2 separate regions of the Homo sapiens genome follow, and region 2 is linked to region 1. Evidence: chromatin contacts called from ENCODE Hi-C or POLR2A ChIA-PET data. All regions are on one chromosome and are shown on one strand. Each heading gives the region's core, a stretch centred on a gene start or an enhancer-like site at or near the end of the contact. The rest is flanking DNA. Distances are from core to core; before and after follow the strand shown. Region 1 overlaps KCNMA1 (potassium calcium-activated channel subfamily M alpha 1). Region 2 overlaps KCNMA1 (potassium calcium-activated channel subfamily M alpha 1).

Region 1 (5,750 bases), core at 3,206-5,705:
GCTTGCACTCTTAATTATTTGCCTAGGTTAAGCCTGATACGCTGAGCACAGAACGATGACATGTGACCGTGGATACTTAGGGTCCTCTTCCTCCCCATCCACTCTAGCAAACTAAGCCATACTGGCTACAGAAGCTTTTGGGAAAAAGAAAACATGGGCTGTTGGAAGGAAAAAGAATTCTTAAACTGAGTGCTCTAATAACTTAAATTTATTTCTGCAAATTGGGGAAAGATTGCCATGATTGAGTTGTGGGGGAAAAATACCTCCCTACTCAGTTCACAGAATCTCCCGGTTGTTCAAGAGTATCCTGAGAACTGGGTACACCTGAGAAGGGAAATTAGGATTAATGGGACTGAACCTTCCCTCTCCCTGTGCTCCAATCAGGTCTCCTGGAGAAGAAGCTTGTGCCCTTGTCCAGACTGTGAGACACAAAAGCTTGAAACAGCATCTCAGCACCAAGTACAGGAGGCTGGGGAGCACAGGAGAACCATATATCACGTATACCTCCCAGATAGCAAATATAACATGAAACTCCCATTTGTGTAATTCTATTTCCTATTGCATCTCTCACTAATGAATGTCACAAATATCAGGCCGTCCAAAAAACAAATTACCTCCTATATTAGGGAGTGCAATATGTCTCATTTCAGTGCTTTATGGTATTCACAAATACATGCTGACACAATCAGCTACAACACCAGGCTGTAATTTTCCATGGCATGTGATGTGTCAAAGCAAATGCTGTCAGTTAGGGGATCTCAAATAGATGAAGACTGCAAAAAACCACAGAAAGGACATTGGAGATTTGAATGAAACTAAACAAGCTTTGTAAAAATGGAAAAGTAGATTATGATGATCTCGTATCGAGTTTGCACCCTCCACTGCAAAAAAGCAACAAAAGAAGTTAATGAATTCTAGCTTGTAGAAACCTTCAGATGCAGTGTTTTAGTAAATGAGGAGTGAAACCATCCCACTGCAGTCTTAAGAAGGTCACTTGAGGATGGGCATTTGGGTACTTGCTCTTTCCTCCTTGCCACCAAATATTTTCCTTTTAAAATAACGTTGGAACATAGACTTTAATATAGGAGTCACAAAACGGTGGCTCAGTGACTCAGTTTGGCTTGCACATATGATCCTTTTGAGTCACAATTTTAAAATACAAATGAGTTGCCAAGGTGAAAAAAGTTACGAGCTTTTATATAAAAATCCTTATTACTCATTTCTCCTGAAAAATTGGCAGACCCAACAATACCGGGAAGCAGTCTCAAACTCACTCATTCATTCGCCCATCAAATGTGTATAAGTCGTTTACATTTAGAAGGCTCTATACAAGGCACCAGGGAAACAGTGGTGAAAAATGAACAATGGGGAGAAGTCCCAACTCTCGTGGGGCTCATATTCTAGGCAGGAAAGAATTACAGTTTTTTAAAAAATAATTAGTGGTAAAAGAATTAATGCAACTGGGTCACTGATTTGGGTTGGGTATAAGTGAAAGCTTCTCAGAGGGGTTGGTATTTGAGCAGAGATTGAGATGAAGGGAAATAATCCATCAGGCAGGGATCAGATAGGAAGAAGAGATGGGCTGGGAAGAAGTTCATTGTGGATAGGGACCCCAAGAAGGAAAGTGCGGCTAGGGAATAGATTTGGGGAGAGTGGTATGAGATGAGGTTAGAGAGAGGCAGAGGCTGGCTCCTAAAGCACTTTATAGAAAGGTTGGATCTGTTATAAAATGGAAGTCATTGATGGCTTTAAGCTGATCTGATGTATATTTTGAAAAGGTCATTCTTCCTGCATTGTAGAGAATGAGAGGAATGGGGCAGGAGAAGAGGTGAGAGACTCAGCGCCTATTGCATAGTTTAGGTGAGAGATGATGGCAGCTTGGACTGACCCCTGAGTGGAGGTGGAGAGAGGTGGGTTCCCATTCAGACTGTATTTGGGAGAGTGTGCAGAACCCCCCAATGAATTGGGCAGAAGTGAGGAAAAAAGAGGAATGAAGGATGAAGGCTAGAGTCAGGGCTTAGATTGTGTTGATCTTAACCAAGATGAGGGATACTAGAGAAGGAGCAAGTTTTGGGTAGTAGGAAGTTAAGCATTCTATCTGGGCTATGTTAGGTAGGAGATGTGTACTAAACATACACACAGTGATATCATAAGGCGGTTGGATCTTAGAGTCTGGAGTTCTGGGGATAAGTGTGAATTGGAGATGAATATGTAAATGTGGGTGCTGTTTCTTGTCCTGGCAAGAAACAGATGACAAACTTAAATGGGAAAAAGGAGGAGAGTTTTATGAAGAGACTGTAAAGTTATGGGCAAATAGTAAAGGAAAACCAACAAGGGATGGCCAAGCACTGCAGAGCTAGCAAGAAAGGGGAAGCCACCTTCACCCTAGATCTGTGGGGTCAAGGGGAAGGAGGGCTATCAGGAGCTGGAGAGAGAGGCTGTCGTGTGCCATTTCATAGACCTGTACAGGAGGGCACCCGGGGGGTCAAGGTGGTGACCTCATCCCCCCTCACCCTAGTCTCCTGCTGACTCCTTCCACTGGACACGCAGGCCAGGAAACCAGAGGACAAGGAGACCATACAGGCCAGCCTTGCAGGACACAAAGCTGGTCTGATGATGGGTGAAGCAAGATCACCAGCTGAAGGCTGCTTGTGGGAGGGGTACGGTGAGCTGGAGCAAGTGGAGAGGAGAGGAGAGAGAGCTGTTTTGGAGTGTGAGAAAGCAAGCAACAGGAGAATGGGGTAGATCCCAAAGAGTGGAAAAGGCCCCTGAAATCCATGGTTGTGGGTTTAAAGTGAGGTCAGCATGTTTTCTTTCCCAGCGAAACTCCGTTGCTCAGGTGCAGGTGTGCAGTAAGGGAGGGGCTTTGCGAGGTGAGCATGACAGAGGCAAAGATGGGTGGGGAAGAGAATGATTCTTGCAAAGAAATGCCACTTGGCAGAGGTCAGCTGAGCTTAGATACTCTGCCTGCTCCAGATCACCATGGACACCCCCGACCCTTGCCTCATTTCACTTATTAACCTTAATTGCCTAGCCTTGGAGGACATTATGCTTAGTGAAATAAGCCAGGCAAACATCGCATGTTCTTATTTACATGTGGAACCTACAAAAGTTAAACTCATAGAAGCAGAAAGTGGAATGGTGGTTAACAGGGGCTGGGGTTGGGAGGGATTGGGGAGATGTCCATCTAAAACATGAAATTTCAGTTAGACAGGTGGAATAAGTTCAAGAAATCTATTGTTCAATGTGGTGACTATAGTTAAAAATGAATTATATACCAGAAAATTGCAAAGACAGATTTTTTTTTTTTTTTTTTTGAGACAATGTCTTGCTCTATTGCCCAGGCTCCCAGGCTGGAGTGCAGTGGCACAATCTCGGCTCACTGCAACCTCCACCTCCTGGATTCAAGCGATTCTCCTGCCTCAGCCTCCCAAGGAGCTGGGATTACAGGTGCATGCCACCATGACTGGCTAATTTTTTTATTTTTAGTAGAGACAGGGTTTCACCATGTTGGCCAGGCTGGTCTCAAACTCCTGGCCTCGTGATCTATCCACATCAGCCTCCCAAAGTGTTGGATTACAGGCGTCAGCCGCCACACCCAGCCAAGACAGTAGATTTTAAGTGTTCGTACCACAAAAGGTGTGCTTCAGTTTCTTTATCTGTATAATGTATATGTTAATTAGCTTGATTCAACTATTCCACATTGTATATGTATTTCAATGTGTTGCATACCACACATATAATACAATTATTATTTGTCAATTAAAAATAAAAATTAAATTAAAAAAGAATCCAACTTTAGTTCATGAAGTAATCAAACTTTATCTTTTCACAAGTCTATTCAGGCTTATTATCATGTCATCATCTCTTTAGTATAGACCTTGGGCTCTGGTGCCAGGCTATGTGAATTCAATCTCAGCTTTGGTACTTTTAGCTGTGTGGCCTTGGGCAGGTCACTTAACTTCTCTGTGCTTCAGTTTCCTTATCTGTAAAATAGAAATAATAATCATACCTCCTTCAAAGGGTTGTTTGAGGATCAAATATGTTTAATGCTTATAAAATACTTAGAACCACACCTGACATGTAGTCTGTTCTCTATAGATGTTAGCTATATGATTGTTACCGTTATTATCATTATGTGTTAAGAGCAACAAAGGGGGAGGGAAAATGGCCAAAGGAAGTGGACGCAGAGTTACTTTCCCCAACTTGGATGCTTTCTACTTTCCTGTTCTTCCTGTGCCAAGGCAGATTGATTGGGTTCTTAGCCACATTGCCACTCAGGGTCAACAGTCAGCTAGGATTTCTTTTTATTTTTTTTTTAATTTTTTTGAGACATAGATGACAGCTGGCATTTAAAGAAAGAGTGGAGAATTTGCTAGGATAGAGCAAGCATTGGACTTGGATTCAGAAGTCCTGGGGCTGGCTGAATCCCAGCATGGAATGACTGGGCAGTCCACGACAACCTCCTCAGTTTACAGATGAGGACACTGAGTCCCAGAGATTTAGGCTGCAGGATCTCCAAGACCTCGTGTGGATCCAAAAGTCTTAACATTGGTTTCCAATGAGTGCCAATTATAAATCAAGTCCTGTGAAAACATAAAAAGGAACCTAAGAATCAAATGGTCAAGAATTGTGTTTATTTCTGCAGCCCTGGTCAAGAAAAGGCCATGTTCATAGCTGGCATTCAGTTTCCTGTTGGGAGTGGTAAAGGCAACAAGCCAGGGATTTTGTTAGTTCTTGGATCCAGAAGGTTGTAGGGTTGTTCCAGTGAATTTTATCACCTCCCCAGTACTGAAAGGGCACAGGCCTCTTGTGCTGTTCTAGGCACTGTGATTTCAAATAGTGCTTGAATGATCTTATTTTTCTTATCCAGAATATCTTTGACACAGCTAATGCACTGTGGAATCACCTATGGACATTCAAGTCAGATTAGGGGATTTTCTTTTTGAGTGCTTCATCTCATTCTCCTTCTACCTACCTATTGCTTCAATAAGCTCTACTCACCCCCTTCCAGTGGTCAGCTGAGCTTTGCTCCATAGTGAGAAGAAAACCATCATTTAGTGCATGTTCTCAGGGCTGGATAGCATGGGAATTGGTCCAGTCAGCTTTGGAGTAAAATAAGCTGTGAAACTCCAGAGGGGGTTTGACAGAGGAACCCACTGACTCGTGGCTTTCGTTTTTCCCTCTCTGCAGACCTCCTCAACTCTGTCTCCCTTTGGCTGCCCAGAAAAGGTGCTTTCAGAGTGACAAGCTTGATATTTTTATTTGACTGAGAAACGACATACTTCTGCCCCCTCAAATATATATTTGACCAGACTGTGGGAATTTTGGTGTTGTATTTAACTTCCCCACCAAGGGCCCAGGGCTCATTGCCCACATGTCCCCACGAGTAGCATCAAAGGCTGTTCTCAAAAATGAAAGACGAATGAGCAGACACAGTGTGTCACATCAGCAACTTTTTTCCCAGTTTCTTTGTAAATGGAAGTTTATGAAAAGGAGCACTAACTCAAATCACAGAATCCTGTGTTTGAAATAAATGGTCTTGCAACAAACATTTCCGTCTGCAAATGTCTAAACCTTTCAAAAGATTAAAGGAAATTAATGCTGGCGTGTTTCATTAATTTGGCACCACCGTGGAGGAAATGTGGTACTCATTTCATTTGGGTGGATTATGAAACGTGTCAGTTTTTCCATTCTCTTTCTCCAGGGCATTTTTTTACTGCAAGGCCTGTCATGATGACATCACAGAT
Region 2 (5,991 bases), core at 108-2,607, 58 kb before region 1:
GTGGCTGGTGGACCTCTCACTGTGTGGATAAATGCAGACCATGTGTTTGTGCTGAAGCCCAAACCCCAACAGCATAATTCATTTATTTATTTCTGCACAATCAAGGAGGCCAGCAGGACTGACATGCCGCGGTTGTTTGAATGGAGAGCGAAACAATGTACTGAGTCCTCGGCAGCAGTGCCCTTTGCACCGAGAGACAGGCGGTCTGGATGTGTTCATGTCCTTGTCAGAGCTGGCTGGACAGACACTCCAGAGTCCCCAAGGTGGCCATACCTGCTGCACCAGTGCAGGCAAGGAGAGAAAAAAAACCGACTCTGTCCTCCCAGGGTGGGCCAGGTTAGGATTGTGTTTCCAGAGCCTTGCATTGATCGCCCAGCCACTAGCAAGGGGGCTTCTGGAGCCTGGGATAACAGTCACTCCAGTCCTCATCCTTAGACTGTTCTTAGATTAGGCAGTCAAGGTGACAAACCCGTGTGTAAAACGGGTCTAGCTTGAGCCTTTCTGTTATGGCATGGGAGGCAGTTAGCTCTGGATCTGGGCTTACATCTTGCCTCTTACTATGTAAGGAGCAGAATTAATAGCTGGCAAGGTGGGAAATTACATCCTTAGAAAGTTCATGAGTCAGCACGAGGTCCATAAAGGAGGCTGGAAGCTCTGCAATCAAAGGTATGAGACCTCCTGCCTTTTGCTGTCATGTGGCTACCTAATTGACTGCCAAGTTCCTTGATGGTTTTGAGGAAATGGCCTAGGTTGCAATAAGAGGGATGGGTGGGAAGCATGAGGATACAGATGCATTGGTGCTCACCTTGGGCACCTATGAGTGATATTATTTAGAGCAGGAGTTTTTCTAAGTCCTTATCCTTCGTACCTGCCAAATCGGCATTATGTAGCCAACTGATAGTTAACATTGCTCCACATAAAGGAACAAATTGCTTTGGAGCTCCTTCAATCACTTTAGCAACACTGATAGCAAGGGATACCTTGATTTAAAAAATCCTCCTATGCTCATTATGCAGCCAAAGGTCTCAGCTCAGCAGAACTCTGAGCTCAGATCCAGCTTACAAATAAAGATGTTGCATTCCTTTAGGTATCTTCTTTAATCCAGGCTGCTCTCATCCTGCATGGGTGGAACTGAATGGAGGTGGCAGGGAGGTCTGTGTAGCTGTGTTTAGAGACGAGACCCTGAAGCCAGATGTAGCCACGTGTCTCCCAGGGATCTTATGTTCAACATGAAAAGCCCAGACTCAGGATAAAGGACTGTCACCACGAGAACTTCTCTGGCTCTTTCAATCAAGCTCTGGTGGTTTTCTTCCAGGGCATGGCCCATGGGACCAAGCACATGGTGTGTGGAGCTGTGCTCTGCTTCCTCGTGTTGATGTAACATGGGCTTTGGCAGGGCCCCACCACAGATGGGGCCCCTTGACATGCGTATGTTTTGATTTTGTGGTGCCTGCATGGTAACTAGAGCTGTCTGTCAAGGAAATTAATAAAATGGATGTGATGCTGATTCTTCAGTGCTATTAGCAGCAGGGAAAACCTCTGCCCAACCTTCCTCCAGACCCTGATGGGCCTCACCTCTAAAGCCAAGGATGTCCGCTCCAGCTCAGCTAATCCCATTGCCAAGTTCCTATTTAGGAAGAGCTTGTGGGAAAGGCTGGGCCTGGCCCTGGTGTAACTGAAAACACATTTTCCTCTGGGGGTTATGTTACCACATTATTTCTGTATAAGGCCAATTCCCGCCTGTTTGGAAGTAGCTCTCTGAATATGACCTTTTGACACTGAGATGGTCTTTGTGTTGGAATTGGCTAAGGTACATGACCTGGAAATCACAAGCCTTCCCCTCATATATTTTTCTCAGCTAAAATAGAGATGCCTTATTCACATGCTCCCCATTCTACATTGCTATCTTTGTGTACTTACCTCCAAATCCCAGATCTTCGTCTCCTTTAGGTCATGGTGAACACCATAATGGCACCCTCCTTGGCATGTTTTATGTATTATCTCCCATTCCAGGGATCACAAAGCCCTCACTTACTTTTGTTGGGGGTGGGGGGTAGGTGGAAAAGTAAACCTACAAATGGATTATTGTTTACAGAAATTGCTTCCTTCTCCAATGACCTCCGTATCCTATGACGGAGAATTCATCAATATTTCCATGGGGACAAGCAGGCCTATTAGGATGGACAAAGAAGGGGTGAGGCTTTGGCAGCACTTGATCCTTTGGGAACAATTAGCATTTCTGGAAGCCAAGGTAAAGTGTTAGCTCACCCTCTCCCTTCCCCTAGGCCGGTCGTGTCTGTTTTTTGGTGCGGCAGAACCCCTGTTAAAATAAGAGAAACAAGACTGTAACAGCAAAGATGTGGCACAGGCAGAAGCACAGTGACTATCCACTGGGCTTTTTAATTTTATTTTAATTTTTTGTAGAGACCAGTCTCCCTGTGTTGTCTAGGTTGGTCTCAAACTCCTGGGTTCAAGCAATCCTCCTGCCTCAGCCTCCCAAAGTGCTGGGATTATATAGGTGTGAGCCACTTCCACTGGGCATTTTATCATGCATGAGACCAAAATGCCAAGACTGAAAGTGGGGGTGATATGTTTAATAAAAGAAAGAGGGATTACTGGCCAGGTGTGTTGGCCCACACCTGTAATATAAGCACTTTGGGAGGCCAAGGCAGGTGGATCACCTGAGGTCAGGAGTTCGAGACCAGCCTGGCCAACATGGTGAAATCCCTTTTCTACTAAAAATACAAAAATTAGCTGGGCCTGGTGGCGCATGCCTGTAGTCCCAGCTACTCAAGAAGCTGAAGCCGGGGAATTGCTTGAACCCAGGAGGCGGAGGTCGCAGTGAGCCAAGATCATGCCATTGCACTCCAGCCTGGGCAACAGAGAAAGAAGACCCCGTCTCCAAAAAAGAAAGAAAAAGAAAGAGGGACTACTGGCATACAGGAATTACAAAAGAGGCCCAGCCTGGAGGTACCAAGAAATATGGAGCAATGCTTCTTTATCTCTCCATCAATGCCACTCTCAAAGATACCAACCTTAGGACCCTAAGTCTTTGTCCCTGAAAACCTCACTCCTATGTGGATATATCTCTGAATTGATCTAAACTTTTTAGGAATCTTTTTTATATTTTATATACCCCCATATCTTTGGGGGTAATGAATTTCTTAACTTTGCTAACTACTGCTAAATATTTTTTTTCTGGCTATTTGTCCTTAATTTACTCCATTTAAACTTCAAGGCATGCCCTCTACAGCTTCTGCAGTGCTAGGATTTAACAAATCTTATGCTAATTTTATATCTAATACCTTTAGGAAAGAGACTCAAGCTGGCAATCCAGGGATCCTCCAGCTCAGCAGCTGCTGTTAAGGACAGGTTAAGCATTTTGTGCAATAGGATCTTATTTGAACCCTTGAGTTCCTTTAAGGAGTTCGCACGAACATCCTGGTGCCTGTGACTTATCTGCATTCACATCATCAGCCAGCCCTGGAACATGCTGTTCATTTGCCACTGTCTGATCTCCTACTCCTAGCCTGTCAGGTTCTAGTGAGACTCTCCCTGCTGTCTTCTGTAAAGACCCAGGCAATGAACTTACTTAGCCTATCTGCTATTGCCTCAGCCCTGAATAAGTGGCCACACTTACTCTCTACTTGGCTTCCTCACTTGGATGTAATTTAAGATCCATTGATTTGTTTTTGTTTTTGTTTTTGAGTCTTACTATGCATACTTAGCTTCTCTTCAGCGTATGAGGTTTCAAGTTGGGGCATGGCCTGCCATCTTCATGAATTGTGCTATCATTCTTACTAGGATTAGCTGTCTTTGCACATGACAAATTGTGTGTGTGTGTGTGTGTGTGTGTGTGTGTGTGTGTGTGTGTGTGTGTTTAGAGGGTGATTAACTCTTAAAATTGTTTTTCAATGTACATTGGGACTTCCAATGTAGCACATTTAAATAGTTCTCAGAATTGCCAACTATTTGAAGTCTGTTAATCTATCATTTTATACACACACACACACACACACACACACACACACACAAAACCTGGAACACAGTATGCTCTCCATGATTATTTCTTTGTTGAATAAATCAGTTTTGAGAATGAAGAAAATATGTTATGTATTTCTAGTGTTGTTTTTTTTTCCCTATGCCGCAAGATTTGGAATTTGCGGGTGAAATGTTACTTAATATCGATAACAATACACGCTTCTCTGTCATGTTTTCTGTTTCTGAATGAGAATGCACTAGAGAAATCAGAAGCATGCTATTCAGATTGTATCTTGGCTGAAGTGGATATGGCTGGACACACAAAGTTTTTGTCCTAGCACTAACCATAGCCAAGGGAATCATTTAAATATTTTTAGTCTGGGTTATGTTTATGTGTATATGTGTGCTTGTACATATGTATGTATAGAATTAGTCTGGTTTAGCAGCTAAAAATGTAAATCAAGGACTTTTAATAATAGCTAAAAAATACTGATTCCCATGTGCTAAATCCCGTATTAAGTGCTTTAGCTGCAATATCACATTTAATTCTCACAATGACCATACCCAAACTTGTCACTATTATTATCCTCCTTTTACAGTGGCAGGCACTATGGGTTAAGAGAATTTCAACAACCTGCATGCGGATGTGTGATTTGGAATTCACAAACTCAGGTGTTCAAACCCAAGCAAACTGGTTCCAGGTTTGCCCTTGAGTATACTGAAAGGAAATGTGAGAAACGATAAGGGAAAACTTTAGCTAGTGCCATCATCTTAGCACAAATCTTAGCTTTCTATAGTTCATTCTATGTGAACTATTGATGCAATAGAGATGCCCTGGGGACCTACCATGTTCCAGACAGTGCGCTAATCCCATCAGCATCCTTAGGTCTAGGAAGCTCTGGTAAGCTTCAGAAAGCTTCTGTTCTGACTTGGATGTATGGGCACATGTTTGCATAGCTCCATTCTGTGCATCTTCTTTACCTTTCTGTCTGCCCAGCTCTGCAAAAGCAGAGGCCACTGCATCATAACAGTTACCCTAGGCTGGGCTGAGTCAGGGTAAGGAATGAACTAGGCTCCCAAGAAGGGATTGACACACACTGCTGTTTTGAGGAGGTGAAACTAATTGGAGTCTAAACCAAGTGGAGCTGAAGGGCTGGGGATGACTTAGGTAGGTGCTTCTGGGACAAAGTAAGTATATTAGGGTTCTCTACAGAAACAGAGCAATGGTGTCTCTGTGTGTGTGTGTGCACACACATGCGTGAGAGAGAGAGAGAGAGATGTTGATTATAAAGAATTGGCCCACAGGGTTATAGTGGCTGGGAAATCCCAAGCTCTATAAACTGGAGACCCAGGAAAGAAGATGGTATAGTCTCTGTCTGAGTCTGAAAATCTGAGAACCAGCAAAGTCAATGGTATAAGTCTAGATCTGAAGGCAGGAGGAGACTGATGTCCCAGCTTAAGACTGACCATCAGGCAGAGGGAGGAAATTCTCCCTTACTCCTCCTTTTTATTCTATTCAGGCCTTCAGTGGGTTAGATGAAGCCCACCCACATGGGTTGGGTTGAGGGTTGTTGGGGGAGCAATCTGCTTTACTCACTCCACAAATTCAAATGTTAATCTCATGCAGAAACACCCTCCACCCTCAAAGACACACCCAGAATAATGTTTAGCCAAATATCTGGGTACACTGTGACCCAGTCAAGTTAACATTAATCATCACAGCAAGCAATTCTTATTGTCTGGTGGGTGTAAGCTCTGCTAACCAGGTTGAAGGAGGCATACCAGAAGCAGAACTCAACCTTGCGTGGCAGGGTTGGAGTTGACAAGAGCTCTGAAATGGGGCCAGGGCTGCAACTGATAAGGCTGGGATTGAGGTGGCTCTCTACTTAGGAAAGAACAACTAGTGGTACCAGAGTAGAGAGTTTGTCTGGCAAAGTAAACCCACATGGTGGAAATTAGATAGGGAGATGCAAGATGTTGCTTACTCTATTACCCATGGACAATGTCACC

The links. Hi-C counts contacts between places; a loop is a spot of excess contacts on that map. ChIA-PET counts read pairs that join two places held with the same protein, here RNA polymerase II (POLR2A). Pooled maps may share reads with other maps.
Region 2: a loop to region 1 is called in a map of Right ventricle myocardium inferior, with 20 times the contacts of the local background. The contact joins two enhancer-like sites. A Hi-C loop is called at or near these places in 2 of 168 maps with a recorded cell type or tissue (PC-3 and Right ventricle myocardium inferior) and 1 of 50 pooled maps. POLR2A ChIA-PET finds 5 or more read pairs at or near these places in 1 of 52 experiments (activated CD4-positive, alpha-beta T cell).

The regions. Positions count from the first base shown.
Region 1 is chr10:77,012,001-77,017,750 of GRCh38, reverse strand. KCNMA1 (potassium calcium-activated channel subfamily M alpha 1) reads left to right here. Exons shown (of 28, transcript NM_001161352.2): 18 at 5,708-5,750. Among named protein-coding and RNA genes, the nearest start is that of KCNMA1-AS2, 130 kb to the left of the region's middle. Within about 2 kb of position 4,455, at least 2 of the 41 ENCODE cell types and tissues checked have a DNase peak (open chromatin) inside an H3K27ac peak, as active enhancers do.
Region 2 is chr10:77,066,742-77,072,732 of GRCh38, reverse strand. The region is part of intron 14 of KCNMA1 (potassium calcium-activated channel subfamily M alpha 1); the gene reads left to right. Among named protein-coding and RNA genes, the nearest start is that of KCNMA1-AS2, 71 kb to the left of the region's middle. Within about 2 kb of position 1,357, at least 4 of the 41 ENCODE cell types and tissues checked have a DNase peak (open chromatin) inside an H3K27ac peak, as active enhancers do.